Linked DNA regions of Mus musculus: region 1 is linked to region 2. A link is a loop called in an ENCODE intact Hi-C map of the cell type or tissue named here. Cell type or tissue: heart. All regions are shown on one strand.

Evidence for each region. Peaks named below come from ENCODE experiments on the same cell type or tissue, not always from the same donor. Only the 100,000 strongest peaks of a DNase experiment are listed, where the experiment ranks them.
Region 1: it touches region 2 in a loop (2.3-fold over the local background); 3 of 42 quality-filtered maps call a loop at or near these places.

The regions. Positions count from the first base shown.
Region 1 is chr1:152,601,641-152,609,640 of GRCm38, forward strand. The region is part of intron 2 of Rgl1 (ral guanine nucleotide dissociation stimulator,-like 1); the gene reads right to left. Among named protein-coding and RNA genes, the nearest start is that of Rgl1, 20 kb to the right of the region's middle. In heart, no CTCF peak of the experiment used is centred here; DNase peaks (open chromatin) are centred at 2,201, 2,701, 4,441, 4,771 and 2 weaker places; H3K27ac peaks cover 2,340 bases.
Region 2 is chr1:152,553,359-152,561,358 of GRCm38, forward strand. Rgl1 (ral guanine nucleotide dissociation stimulator,-like 1) reads right to left here. Exons shown (of 18, transcript NM_016846.4): 5 at 4,045-4,229; 6 at 938-1,062. Among named protein-coding and RNA genes, the nearest start is that of Gm51749, 17 kb to the left of the region's middle. In heart, a CTCF peak has its summit at 3,496; DNase peaks (open chromatin) are centred at 973, 3,023, 3,433 and 7,282; H3K27ac peaks cover 4,205 bases.

The sequences.
Region 1 (8,000 bases), 48 kb after region 2:
ACAATACTTCACTAAAACATCTCCTTCTAAAATGTGGGCCAGGAGGACTCTGATCTTAAACCAATCATGTTTGGGCTATAAGCCGGCGAGTATGCCCGGATGAGCACTGAATACAAACACGAGTGTGTCACCATCAGACGGGTCTATACTGTAGAGTCTGCAGGGAGGGTGAACTGTAAACAACTGAGAGGGGGCTGTGAGAAGACAAGAGGTAACAGGAGCAAAGCACCTCAAACTGTGGACCACACTCTAGTGTAAGGGCCATCGTGGGTGCTAATGGGTGTAAATGGCAGGCTATGTGCACACCTACCTCCCACTATACCCAAATGTTGCAACTGAGGCTGTGGGCTTCGGCCCACTTCACTAGAACAAGCATTACTCAGGGATCTCGGCGCCAGGCCTAAGTGAACTCTAAGGAAGAAGAAAGAGAAACCAATATCGAGGGAAGCTGAGAAATCTCCTTCTCAACTTCTAGACTTTCTGCACTCCCCCTCTCTCCTCCACCCCTCTTTCTTCTTCACCTAGAACAAGGCGCCAATTTGTTTTCTTTCTAGTCATCGCTTGACAGCAGTTTCACGCAGAGCAGATGTATACATTTGCTTTGAATTGTTCCCCACTGGAGCAGATGAGACGGCACGCAGGCTTGCATCTGACTGGTAAATCCCAGAGATGATATTACTACTTTTATTTGTGTGGCCTTTTCAGAGACTTCCTCTGTCCACACTCGCATCAGAACCTCACAGCAACTCCATTTAGAGGAATGATACTGGCAAGGTCAGTGCTCTCCTGTGCTGACCTCTCCTGACACTCACGAGTGCACATGGCAGACACCAAGAGCCCACCCACTCCATGAAGGCTGATGCTGTAAATGAAGCACAAATTCAATCCTATACAAACTTCCCCTCGTGAGGATGGGGAGGGAAAAACAGCATCTGCATCCATCGGCTAGATTTTTTTTTTAAGATTTATTTTATTTATTTATTTATTTATTTAATGTATGTGGGTACACTATAGTTGTACAGATGGTTGTGAGCCTTCATGTGGTTGATGGGAATTGAATTTTTTAGGACCTCTGCTCACTCTGGTCATCCCCACTTGCTCTGGTTGGCCCTACTCGCTTGGTCCCTGCTCACTCCGGTCCAAAGATTTATTTATTATTATACATAAGTACACTGTAGCTGCCTTCAGACGCACCAGAAGAGGATGTCAGATCTCATGGGTGGTTGTGAGAGCTACCATGTGGTTGTGGGATTTGAACTCAGGACCTTCAGAAGAGCAGTCAGTGCTCTTACCCTCTGAGCCATCTCGCCAGGTCCCCAGCTAGTTTTTTATTATCATAACAAAATGGCAAAGGCAGGCTAACCTCGTAAGGAAGAGATCTGTATTTAGCTCACAGTTCTGGACATCAGAGGTTGGTGGAGGTGACCATATCAGCTCAGCTCTAGTGAGGACCTTGGAGGAAAGATGCCAACACACTGGCAAGAATCACCTCCAAACAGGAAGCAGGAGTGACTCTGAGAGACAGGATGGCTCTTGCAGTGGGTCACTCACATAAGAACCTGGGGAATCCTGAGACCTTAACGCTAAGGGAGGCTCTACCAATGACCTGTACATCTTAAAGGTTCTATGTCACCTCCAAACACCAGCAACCTAAGACCAAGCCCTGGAGAACTCTATCCAAACCAAAGCACCATTGTAGGGCAAACTATGAAATAACTGTCCTATGTTACCAACATTTCAAGGTAAGGTTTTAATTCTTTAGGTGTCAAATGTATTTGACCAAGTTTGACCCCCCAAACCCTTTCATTTCCCCCTCAAATATTTAGATCAAATTAATATGACAGAGATCATGGGACTGTGGGAAATTACAACTGTCTAGATTTAACAAAACACAAGTTGTCTTGTCAAAGAAGTGTAATGGCCATGTGGCCAGCAGTAATTATATGTTTGGATTTTCAAATAGGCATCCTCCCCTCCGAGAGAGAGAGAGAGAGAGAGAGAGAGAGAGAGAGAGAGAGAGAGAGAGAGAGAGAGAAGAAAGCTGCAGCCTTTTCCTTTCCAGGAATGCGATTTAAGTTAACAGCTAAGCTAATAACCACAAGCTGCTGACGTGCTGCGCACAAAGAGGGCACTGTCTCTGTGAGGGACACAATGGTCCCGGGTGATGGATTCCAGTATCTGCGCTGAGTGACCATTCCATTATGTAACCAACAGAGCTGTGTGACTCCCCATTACCAAACGGCACACGGCTCTGTCTTTCTAATCAAGGCGGGAGGCCCTCCCTTCACATTCAAAAGTTGCCCTTGCTTTTAAGGTTATAAAGCTGAGATTCTGTTCAACCAGGGAAATCATGGCTGTTGTGCCCCCACGCAAATAACAACAGGAAAAGAAAGAACAAAAATAAGAAGGTTGTATTTTTAAAGTTTAGGAGCCAACCATGCACAAGGGTAACAGGCACAGAGAAGAGCCACTCATCTACGAAAGACCTATGCTTTTAGCAAAGACTTAATGGAGGAGATCATAGCATTTTTCAAATCTACTTGTGTGACTCGATAGACCCTCTGTAGACACTTAGGAACACTTATCAATTCATTTTTCCAAAAAAGACCTGAGAAGCACAAATGGGCCACATCACATGCAGAGGCCAGGAGCCCAGGGCTCCGCAGGGCTGCTCAGCACCCTTGCCCTATGCAGCTCAGAGCCACTCCCACGCCTTCTGGATACAGAGCTCGGAGGTAAGCAGGGAAGCGTATCTTTTTTTAAAAATCTAGGAAGAAGTTGTTCAGGGTGTGAATAAGGCTGAGGAACAAAACAGATGTTAAAAAGAAGTGGCTTTCAAATTGTGCAACGGGGGAATTCAATCTGTGGTAAGCAGTCATTTTCCCAAGGGGTGAGCCCTTCAAACACCAGTGTTTTAAAAGTTTCATTTCTTTTGATGGAAATGTTTCAAAAATACTCTTTTTCTGCCTTCAAAAGTAGAATATACTGAGTGTGATTTTGCCTTTCATTCACAGCCCAGTAGGCCGCCAATTGTGACCAGGGCTGTGCTATGTGCCTCTGACATAGATAAATGTGCTTATTCCAAAACTAAACAGTCTCATATGCTTTTCTCATTCTTTCCGTGGAATTTAACCATCATCTTTTCCTTGCACACATTCATCCAACAGATACTCGTATCTTCCATCTTTCCATCGTCTATAGCGCTGGGTGAGGGGAAGAACGGACCCTACGACCTCTGGAATCTGGAGACCAATGGAGGAAAGTGAAAAGCCATAAGAGTGAGCAAGCAAATGAAGAAGGGAAGGCACTGGTGATGGCTCTCAGGGAAAATGAGGCAAAGTGGGTAAAAGGACTCTAAGGTAGGGAAGGATTGCCCTTAACAGAGAAAGCCCCCTAACGGGACATGTGACCACAGCCTGCCCCTAGGATGTCCAGTTGTTGCGATGAGTCAACCTCTAAACCCACTCTTCTCAAATCTGCTCCTTCGGGAATGAATGAACACACACACAAACACACACACACACACACACCTGTGCTTATAGTAAGAGCTGGCATGGAAATCATCAAGAATGCTACTCTCAAGCTGGGCGTGGTGGCGCACACCTTTAATCCCAGCACTCGGGAGGCAGAGGCAGGCGGATTTCTGAGTTCGAGGCCAACCTGGTCTATAAAGTGAGTTCCAGGACAGCCAGGACTATACAGAGAAACCCTGTCTCGAAAAACCAAAAACTAAAATAAAATAAAGAATGCTACTCTCCTGGTCTAGCCGAGGAAGTGTCTATTCCAGAAACCCTTGCATTAGCATCAAGATTTTCTTATTTATTTTTGCTTGTTTGTGTACATACATGTTGGTGTGTGTATGTGTGTGTGTTTATGCACAGGTACATGTGTGTAGGGAGGTGGAAGATTGAAGTCAATGGCAAGTATCTTCCTCAATTATTTTCCACCTTATCTATTTGTATGTGTGCATGCGTGTGCGTGTGTGTGCATATTTACAAGTATGAAGTCAGTGTGCATGTGCACATGAAAGCCCACAGTTGATGTCAAGTGTCTTCCTTGACCTTCTCCATTACGTAATATTGGGTCAGGGTTTCTCACTGAAGTATACTGAATTGAGCCATCTTCACAGCCCCTAGTGTTTAGCTTTTAAGTGTGTGTGTGTGTGTGTGTGTGTGTGTGTGTAAATGACCAAAATACATTATGTGTATCTATAAACACATTAGTATAGATTGCCAAAATTTGTTAGTACAAATGTTATAAGCATAAATAAATATAGAAAAGCTAACCTGTTCTCATGTTCTTTCTTTGGAGTAAAAAAAGTTTAAGTAAAACAAACAAACAAACAAAAAACTTAATACAGTGATTATCCAGAGCCAGTGCTCTTAACCAGGACCCTGATTGAAATCTCAGAACCCAGACAATGGCTCACAGCCACCTGGAATTCTGTTCCAGGGGATCCAACATCCTCTTCTGGCTCCTCCAATCCCAGGCACACGCAAATAGTGCACAGGCAGACATGTAAGCAATGCCCAAACACACAGAATAAATTAACTCATTTAAAAGGCTTTTTAAAATTCAATGAAGGAAGGTCTTGCTTAGAGTAGTGTGCACCCCAGACACAGAATCATGAACATTAATAGTCATAATGTTAACAGATAATGAGCACTGTGAAAAGCATAAAGCCGGCAAAAGGGCTTTCTTCCACTATTCTAAGAGCAAGAATAAGGAAGGGTGTGGCCCACAGCTGATAGGTGGGGTCATTTGGACTGATAATGCAAGAAAGCAGAACTGCTCAACCCTATCTTGGCGTCTATCTTCTCTATCAAGTACAAGGCCTTAGAGCTGGAAAGAGAGACCAACACAGCGAAGGAGAAACTGGAGCTGGAGAGGAACAGATGGAGAAGAACAGCACTTAGCCCTGTAAGTCATTTCACATCTCTGGAGACGGGAGGCACTGAGAGCCTTGGCAGAAGTGCTCCCAACACTGATGAATGGAAGAGAAGCCTAGTCCACGGGTGTCTCAGTGTGGCAGCAAGCAAGGGACACAAACACATGTGAATGACCAGGCAGAGACCACAAACGATAGGCTGCTGTGCCCATGCCCGGGCCAAAACTACAGAACTGGTTTGCAAATAATGATCACTAGCAGCTAACATGATATCATGAGAAAAACAAAGTCAGACCACACTAAGGAGCCTTCTGTACCGACTCACACGGGTGCCCCTGCCGCCTGCTCAGGCTTCAGAGACGCCAGGGCCACCCTACCCCCTCTGGTCACTCGAGCCAGGACGGAGATGTGTGCGTTGAATAGTTGTGGAGATGGCTAGATCTGAGTCCAAGCCCCATGTGAAGCCTGCCAATGGGGATGCAGGGTTACTGAGCGGACAACACAGCAGCTCTGTAACCGAACCGAAAGCTATAGCTGAGCTGATATTTTACTGAATCAGGATTTTAAAAGATAATGAAAAATTAGGGGAAAATGTGACTACAACTAATAAAATTAAGCTTAGTGAAAGTAAATATTACATCCATAGTTAGATGGTTAAAACATCCATTCTCTAAGCACAGGCCTACTAAGATAGTTTAATGGTACTTAACAATGACCCTATTTTTAAAAAGATGCCAAAGAATTTTTGCTAAATATGTCTTGAATGTAGCACATTCACAGAGAGACCTATCTCAAGTCCTATACAGAACACAGCTAATTTTAGACAGAACTATATGGAAACTGCCAATACTTGACCGTTTTTAACACAAAACTGATGATTGCATGTAGTGTGGCTTAGAAGATGACATGGAATATCCCTAGTGTAGCTTGCTTGGTGTGCAGAGAAAGGACATTTAACTATCTTTTAGGAAATGGACGCAGCTTTATGGGGAAAGCAGCAAGAGGACTAGTGTGAGTGAGGTAGGTAGGGTTTAGCCAGAAGGAGGTGTGAGAAAGGAAGCCTCCTCAGACACTGGCATCAGAGATGAGACCGTAAGACAGAGAAGCCGCCCAATCAGCTCCAGCATCGAGTATGCAGAAGGGGAGCCAGGGGAACTGCCCAGAAAGGGCCACTGGAACTTGCTTCTGCCTGGTCTTCAAATCTACTGTGATAAAGTTCCAGAATCACGTGCTCCTCGATGGCGGCTCCAGTCTGAAGGATCTGAAGTAAACAAACAAGTGAGCAATTTTGACGGGCAGCCATTCAAATGCCTGGTGCCCGTTCAGGCTGTCCTTGGTATTCCGGCGCTTTCTATCTCCAAAGGAACTTGCAGATCTTTTAACCTAGCTCTCTTTAAAAATCCTGTGTGATTACCAACAAGGCTGAACGTATCCAGGGGAAGAAGAGGCAAAAGCTGCCTGGCTCTCTGTCAATGCTGTCACTGCCGAGGGCGAGCGAACTCAGCTAGCTCACAGGGCAAGCGCTCCACAGACAGTTCGGGTTCAGTGACTCCCAAACGCTGTGCTTTAAATTTCCTTCCTGGAAACAAATACCATCGAAATCTACAAGCTTCAGGAGCAAATAGTTGGTGGCTTTTGTGGGCAATTGTTTTATAAAACTCAAGCGTGCCTAAGACATAATTTTAAAGACTTTGCCTCCAGGAGAAGGAGCTGAAGCACTGAGTCACGTGTTTCATAGTTCTTACTCTGGCCTGCCAGACTTTTTTTTTTTTAATTAAGAAAGGAAAAATGGGTCAACTCAAAAGAATTTTTACAACTGTCAGAATAAATACAAGGCCATAAACTCACAAACTTTATTATTGGGTAGGGGGGACTTTGTCCCCTCCCCATGCTGTAAGTATCCTGTGTTTAGAACCCAGCCAAACATACATACGTACGTACATACATACATAAGTACACACATGCATACATCCATGCATCCATCTGGTGAGCTGTAATGTACTGTCCCTGGAATGGACTGTAAGGACATTTTTCTGGAAGAAGGATGATGTGATCGCAGGTTAACAGCAGCCTCTTCCGATTCCCCCCCCCCCCCCACACACACACACACGCACGCACACACACATACACACACACACACACACACACACACACGAGCACACACACACACGCGCAAGCACACACACACACACACACACACACACACACACTCGTGCGCACCTCCCACCCCGTGGCCTCTTCAGATGTGAAGGGACACCGTAAGGAAAGGCTCTGCACTCACAAACCCAGCAAAATCTATTAAGTCTGACTTGAGTCCAAGGTCACTAAGAAACATCTCACTTCTTAGAAAGAACCACCACCCCTGAGACCATTTTGGAAAAGGTTTTAATCACACACAAAAAAGTCCCTTCTCGACTGCAGGGGAACCTTAGGGCTGAGCTCAGACAGGCCTTCAAGAGTCGGAACTGCAGCGTCGTCGTGCTCCCCCCCCCCCCCCCATTCTCTGGAGTCTCTTGGCTGAGATGAGACTGAGATGAGACTGACACGCAGGTTTACGTTCTGGTAGGGTCTGCTTTAGCTGAAGAGTTCCAGATCAGCTTTAAGCTCGCAGGCCTTAGCTCCATACCATGTTCCTGGTACCAAGCTGCCCTCGGGTAGAGCAGACCAGCTCTCCTGGCAATGCTCCAGATTAAGGTGGCCGCCAGGACAATGACTTGCAGATATTCTGACCATAAAAACAAAGTTTCCCAATTGTGCCATTCTGGTATTTCTATTCTATTCTATCCTAATTTAAAAACACTATTTTCATAATCACTGAATTAGTCTAAGACCTCACAACCTGCATTTTAAACACTAAGGTCGGAGAACTACACTGTCCAAGGTAAATATAATACCAGCCATGGGTAACTTCTGTAAGTGCCATATTTAAAATGGTCAAAAGAAATATGTTCTATGAATTCTAGCAATATTTTAATTAAGCCATCATCCCCAGAATATCATCACTTTATCTTAAGCTCACTACAAGAAATCACTGTGATAATTTCTACCACCAAGTCTTCAAAGTTTAAAGTGGACTTTATGGGCAGACAGCCAGTCCAGCGGAACTCATTTC
Region 2 (8,000 bases):
CAGAAAAATGGGAGACCTAGAGACAACCTTACACACTCGCAGAAGAATGGGAGACCTAGAGACAACCTTACACACTCGCAGAAGAATGGGGGACCTAGAGCCTGGTTTTCAGGTCTTTTCCTTAAAGCAATAAAAATAAAATATTTTTTCTTTCCCTCACTCTAGCAGTTACACAACAACAAATGGCTGACTAGGTCAGATTCTCATTTGTACAACTGAATATAGGGTGTATAAAAGCTGGTATAGAAATATGGCCAGCGTGTGCTCAAGATAGACTACGTGATCTACTTTCCATACTTGATCTGCATTCCCATTGGATGGAAACTTTAGCCAGTTCATATGCTGCAAAAGCTAAGTGCCGAAGAGCAAAACCACCGTGGTAACTGCTAATTCTTTGACTATGTTTTCCAGCAAACTCCAAGCTATGAAGTGTGACTAACACAATCAAATGTGCACAGCACACAGAAACGGTCAAAATTCAAATGTGCAGGAAGCACACGTGGAGATGGGCTGCCAGATATGGTCACATGTGGGCTCCATGGGCTTACTTCAAACTGACTCCGGCTTTCACCCCTTTACAGTCCTTCAAATAAACAGTTCGGCTCTTGAAATATTTATGAGTCCAAAGGGAGAGAAATACCCACAGCACAAGGTAGATTCTGTTTCGCTAGGATTAGAATTCTTACTTCCCTCTGTGACCCGAGCTCTGAGGAAAATGCACTTTCACCCAGGGCTGCAAGAAGAGCCGAGGCTTAAATTATTCACACGAATGATTCACAGAGCCTTAACTCTCCTTTTACAGACACAGACTCTCTCAAAGACTCAGTAGGACTTGTGGCACACTCCCCGTGCTGCCCACTGCCCTCTGGGCCAACAGTACTGCCACCACCCCACGTTTTAAGTAGAGACACATCTGAGATACAGTGAGAAGACCTACTGCGTCCATGTAGGTCAGCTGTTCTGCCACGAGATCTTCTGAGAAGTTCGTGAATTCTGCTGACCCTCCGCTCTCCAGTTCCTCTTCCTCTTCCAGGCTGAAGGAGCTGGTGTTGAGAAGTCCATCTGTCCACGATGGGAAAACAGTCAGTATGGGGGTGCCTTGGTCATAGTGTCAAACTACACTTCTTTCATTCAGGAAGAAAAGGGCTAACTCTTCAGAAAACCACAGGTAGAGACGAACAAGAACGATATATTGGAGCAAAATGGAGATACAATCCTGAGTATTCTCGTGTTCTTATTAAGCTCAGAGAGGTGTTGAGTGACCCCTGAGAAATCACTCAGAGGCTAGCCCAGGCAAAAACTAAAGAGGCAAAACTGAACACAACCTCATCTCAGCCCCCATCAACTCCATCAACATTTCCAGGACCAAACCAGCTAATACCTACACCCCAGCCCTGCAAGCCTTGATTGTTGAGCCACAGAGAGCCAGATGCCTAAAAGACTGAGCAAGGCGGCCGGCCAAGGTTTGGTAAGGTAGGATAGGTCATTGGGGTTTCAGAGATGTGATGAGACCTGTAGTCCTTTTAACAATACTGAGCAGACTCAAATGCTGCTAAATCAAAGGGTTGCTGTCAGCTTTCACATAGAGAGTGAAAAGGTGAGAAACAGATTGGAAATAAATGCCCTGGCACCCTATACTGCTGGTCATCCATCCTAAAGTTACACAGCTCAGAGCCTAAAGAAGTCAACGGGAATCACTGCCCAGGAGCCCATCTGAAATGCTGAAGGGCCGAGCTCCAGCCTCCTCTTTGAAGTCTCCTTCTCCCAGGCCCTCTCATTCCCACCACACTTCTTGGTCCCTTTCAGTCAAAGCTGAACTTCTGCTGGGGCTGGGGAAGCCTAGCTGCACACAGTGGCATCCAGGCAGAAATCCAGTTCCGTGTTACTACTCCCCCTGCCTGGTTACGTTTTTTAAGCCTTTTCCTTCTCTTTATGGGGGACGCTGTTAGGCATCTTATATTGAATTGATAGAGCTTCTTCAAAGCTTCCATTGAGAAATGGGGTGCTCAAAGTGAGACTGTTACCTGTCCAGTACCATGTGCTACCTGCCCGCTCTGGTGGCAGGGCTGTGATTACAGGACTGGCTCTGGACCTCAGAGCTGAACGTTCTGTTGTGAATGGGACTGGTAGGAGAGCTTCACTATCTATTCCTGTTATCCTGGATACAAAGCAAAAGCACCCATCAAAGAGCTAAAATCCCACCCAGTGGAGGATGCTAGCGCCTGATGTCAGTACTTCTCCACTCAACTCTGGCACTTTCTCATTCAGTGAAGAAGAAATCGGATGTGCCAATCAAAGGTTCAAGGAGCCTTCTACCCCTCCTGATGACTACAATGTACTTTAATACCTATAAAACAATGCAGAAGCTGTCCAGCTTCTGCCAAGGAGAGTACAGGGTAAGGACTAACATCACTCACTCACACATTCATTCATTCATTCATTCATTCATTCCTTGTAAATCTGGCATGCACCTAGAATGTCACTACGTGTGAAACCTGTGATCCTTTCTCTCTGGGACCTGGTCTATGCTTTCACTGCTCCTGCCTGAGTCTCCAGGGGTTATGTACAAATCTCTATGCACAGTTTTACTTTTGCAAACACACAGGAAAGCTCACTGCTTTCCAGAGTATGACATGGGGGCTGGGGGGTGAGAGGCACAAGGGAACTAACTAAGCTCCCAACATTCCTCTTCAGGAATGGAGCCTATACTTCATAAACAGGGCCTGGAGCATTCTTGATGACAACTGCCCACACTTAGGAAAAGATTCATTCTTGGGTATTGCCTAAAAGTTTTTGTGAGGTCAGGCCACCTCCCTAGTCCCTGCCTCTGCCTGCCAAAAGAGCTCTGCCCTCCATTCCCTGAGCCGGAGAGGACCAATGACTGGTCCCACTGGTTCCCCAATTAGGCATGGGGCCAGAGGCAGCCCCAGTGGGGCGAGCTGGGCTCCAGTGCAACAGCAGCAGCAGCAGCAGCGTTTTCTACCAGAGCACAAAGCTGGGCGGGCAGGCGGGAGGAGGCCCTGAAGGGAGCTGAGGTCTGGCAGCTGGAGCTGAGCTTCCAGGGTATTCAAGCATTCCCGGCAGATGAAGTCATCTGAGATACAAAGCCTTTGGCAATCTGAGCCAAATGATGCAAGTGCATTCCCCTTCTCTGGTCCCCAGTCCATACAAACCACTCAACAGGTACCGGGTAGAATTTAAAGTCACTGTATTTGCTTTGGCTTTGGGGTAGCATCCCTTATCTGCGTTAGGAGCCATTTCCTTTCCCTCACTGAGGAAACCGGACATTACTTCAAGGAAATGCCTACCAGAAGTTCCAAGTGGGTCAGCTGCCATGGCAACTGTTACCCAGTGCCTCGGTGAAAGGCTATATCATCACGCTGGAGCGCGATGGAACCTCTTGACTAATTTCTGCAGAGCCTGGCAGCCAGCACACTCTATGGCCAGCAGTGGTGGCTCTGCATTTGTCCCTGGAAGCTCGAGGTCAGCCTCCAATAGGAAAAAACAGCCTCAGAGACTTCCTTCGATTCGGTCACTAGAGACAGTCGATGTCAGCAATCGGGGCTGCCAGGGGACATGACACTAATGCTTTTTAGGGAAAAGGAGGAACACCTCTTCCAAGCTTTTGTGAGAGGGACGTGGACTTGAACCCTTGCCAGCCACACAGGGTTGGTTGGTTGTCGCCCGTTTATATCTGATAGAACACATTAGGCAGAGAAGAAGCCCATTCATGTTGATAAGAGAAAGTTTAAAAAAAACAAAAACAAATCAAGAAAACCCTGTTCCTGGTAACAGTAGGCACCCTGGGCAATTACTTAGCTTCTCTGAGCTGGTTTTACAATTTAATCTTTAAAATCATAAATCCAGCCTTGAAAATCCCTCTTTTCACTCTGAAACCTTAGGGTTCTGAGGTTCACAGTTCAATAATTTTATACCTATCCCAATTTTCTGAGGGTACCAGGGTTTCTTATTGAGTCAATGAATGGGGAGCCCCCACATTGCAGAGCCCAGTAGAGGTTTCCCTGGGACCAAACAGGTACTCACTGTCGGAATCCACGTCCTGCTTTTGAAACTGTTCAAGAAGGTTCTGTGCTCTCCTCTCTGGGTCAGAGCCAGGCATCATCTGTTTGAGGTACTCCAGCAGCTTCTGAAGGCAAGGGAAGTGAGGGGGCTCCCGGAAGTCTTCCGCACACTGGTCAAGCCAGGCCCTCAGGATGGAAGCAATGGCACTGGGAAGGAGAGATGGAGACACAGTGAACACAATGCTTACGGGACTCGAGACAGGCCCTGGACCCCACAGCTGGTAGCTGAAGAGGGTTGGGGAGACTAATAATGTTTTGTTGTTAGAAAATCCAACCAAGGCAGACGAAAGATGAGAAGAGGATTTACTGAGTTCCAAACAATCCAAACACAAGCCACTAACTGTGCATTTGCTCAAATTAAAGACCAGAAAACCAGGCTATCAAGATGACACAGTAAATAAGAAACTTTCTACCACGCCTGACAACTGAGCTCAGTGATGCCTGGGTCCCACACAATGTTAACAAGTTGTCCTCTGACAGCCTGCACTGTAGCATGCTTCAGCTAGCCCTTCAGACTCCCACACAAATAGATGAACAAAGGTAATAAAACAGAAAAGTAGCCTAAAAGTAGCCGTATTGATAACTTAGGACATAACTGGCTACCACTAGGCTAGAACTCATCTGGAGTAAGAAGTCTCCAGGTTAATGGGGAAATGCCTGTTTAATTTTAAAAACATCACTAGGGTTTTGGCACAAGGACCAAAGCTTTCCTCATAAAGTTATCCCTTTGTTTCTCAAATTATAATGAGACGGCGTGTCAGGAACCACTGGGTGATGGAGTCACAAGGTTCCCCGGGTGTCAAAGCACAAGAACAGCCAGATACGCTCTGGGTGCTTGGTGCGCTACAGACACCTCCTGAGTAACTAAGGGTGTTGCCTGTAAGTTACGGGGAGCTCCTCTCTCTAGAGCAGAGTCAGAGCAATGACAAAGGGGTAAACTGCAGCAGGGCCATTACTCCACGCTTCATCGTCAGAAGACTTCAAAGACACTTCAGTGTTAGTTCCACACCAGGCTAGTCTGCCTCCCTAATAAAACAACTCCATCGAAAGGGATGTTCACTGATGCTGGCTGGAGAAGGTATCAGGGAGAATCAATAAATTCCTGTGCATCCCAAGGCAAAGAAACCACACTGTCTTAGCTACAGTGACAAAACTCTTTCACCCACCCAAAAGAGTGTATGTGTGTAGGTCAGAGGGTAACCTATGCCACTCCTTAGGAGCCATCTGCCTTGTCTGTTGAGATGGGTCTCTCATTGGGACCTGGGGGGTCACCGATAGGCTAGGATGGCTGGTCAGCAAGCTCTAGAAATACTCTAGGCTCTGCTTCCGCAGCAGTAGGATGATAAACACATGTCACCACATCCAATTTTTTTTTTAATCCACGGGTGCTGGGGAATCTAACCCAGGTTGTAGATCTTGTGCAGCAAGCATCTCACAGGCTGAGTGATCCCTCCAGAACCACAAAAATGTTTTTTGAAAGGGTTTGGGATATAGCGGTGGTACAGCATCTGTCTAATGTGCACAAGTATTCTTTGGATTTGTTCCACAGAATCAGAATCAAAAAAAGGAAAATTATAATTATCTACTACACCTACACAAATTGTTCATACAATTAAAAGCTAGAGTAGAAGTTAGTATCCAGTGTGCAGAAGCCCAGCAGCCTGTTACAGTGACTTAACTCCCAGCTGCACTTTCCTACCAAAGAGCTGAGCTGTAATCAGGACCGGCTGCCACAAAAGTCCACTGAGAGTTAACTCAGCTTTTGGAGGTCAAGTACCAAGAGCAGTAATGTCTACACGGTGACTGTTTCTCTCTGTGGGCATCACTGTTTCACGTCTGTGGTCTATACGGCATCTAGGATTGCTAATATTTAACTATCTACACGAAACAAGAGACATTAAACTATCACCATAATAGAAGTGACTTAATAATCTAAATCTTTAAATTAGATAAAATTAACAAAAGCAATATTTCCCTCCAGAAAGCTGAAAGAAAGTAACCTGGGCTTTGTATTAAAATTGAAAACAGGAGCTTGGGCAGTGTTGACGCACGCCTTTAATCCCAGCACTCAGGAGGCAGAGGCAGCTGGATCTCTGTGAGTTCGAGGCCAGGGCCAGTTCCAAGACAGCCAGGAACACACAGTGAGAGTCATAACTTTCACACAGTGAGAGTCAATGGCTTTCTATTCGGGGGCCCTCATGCCATTAACACAGCTCCTTTCAGTTACCGAACTTAAATATCATACTTTTAAATATTTATCAACAGTTAATATTCCATAGTTCCACTAACTGGCCTTAGTAGGATATTAAAAAAAAAAAAAAAAAAAAAAAAAAGGAGCAAACACAAAGGCCAGAAGAGCATGGGTCTGGAGGAATCCGGCAAGCGTGGGAGGGGAGAGGGAAGGGTAAATTTGATAAAGATACATTGTATACATGTATAAAACTGTTAAAGAATAAATACAATAAAAAATCAACTTACCATGCAAATGTTTATTTTTTTATAACAAATATAATTTGTAAGTAATTTTCCTTTCTTTGGTGAGCACAGAATATTATAGGTGCATAGTTGGGATGCCAGAACACAGAAAACCTGCATTTAAATATATAAACTAGATTCTTGCAAAGGAACACTTTTATAATTCTTAAAATAAAGGACACGTGTGCGCGCGCACACACACAATGAGGAGGGGAGGGGAGGGAAATAACTTCCAGGTTCTTGTGATTGTCAACAATTATAAAATGTGTGCCTTGGTCTATATCTGTGCACATGATGAGCAGCTCCCCAAAGCACTCAAGCAGTCTGTGTCCAAGAAAAGTCACAGCTTCAGAAGGAGCCCAGAAAGGCTGGAGAGACCATGGTTCGAATCAGCCCATTCTGTCCTTAACCTAATACTTTTAACTCACTCTGGTGAGGGACTTTCCCATCATATCTGCTCTAACTGTGACCTCCCATGGCTAAGCCTACGGAGGTTTTGAGAATTCATTGCAATCTTAGACAGAAAAAGCATTTTCTCTCACACACACACACACACACACACACACACACACACACACACACACACACACTCAGAATAAATAGGGAGAAGGAAGAAATCAGAGAAGAGAAAAACAGAGACAGTCTAAGCAAAGGAGCAGACCCTTGCCCTCTGTCCAGCAGAACTCCTCAGCTTGCCAGGAACGGAGGGTTTCTGGAAAGGCCTGGACCCTTGCCCGAAGTTCACAGTAGCCTTATGTTTGCCAGGCCTGGGAAGAAACTCTCCCTTCTCAATAGAACAAGCAGTAGATACAAATGCCGGGCTGTTAAGATTCCAAGAAGGAAAGCGACATCGCAAATATGACAGAGGAAAGGGAACAGCAGCTTTTCCATCTTCCTGGCCTTGGCTCTGCTCCTCTCCAGGACTGAATGGGAGAATTAAGGAACCTTACCAGGAAGGGAGATACTGGATGCAGTTACAAAAGTGCAGGCAAAGGAGCCTATCCCACTGGGGAAATCACCTGCCCCTGTGCACAGAACAAGAAGGGGCTGGGAGAAGGGAAACCCCAACTTCTCACCATCTGACAACTTGGAGAGTTTGTTCACATGGTCCCACTGACCCCTACCCGGAGAAGGGACAGGAAACACCTGCCTGCATCTATCCAACACTGACCGGTGGTGATTTCAAATGACATAATGTCAATGGGACCTTCTGAGACACATCAAGAAACTCAAAATTGGTAATATGCTTACAATGACCTACCAAGGGTCACAGAAGGAAGGGGCTGTGAAGGTGGCTTGGTGAAATCAACTCAAAGAATTTGCCACCAATCACGGAGACAAATTGTGCCTCAACATTTGTGACCCCACACCTGCTGGAAGAAGGTCACAGCTTTGAACAAATGCTGCACATGTGGGCAGGAGCATGTATGCACACACCAACCT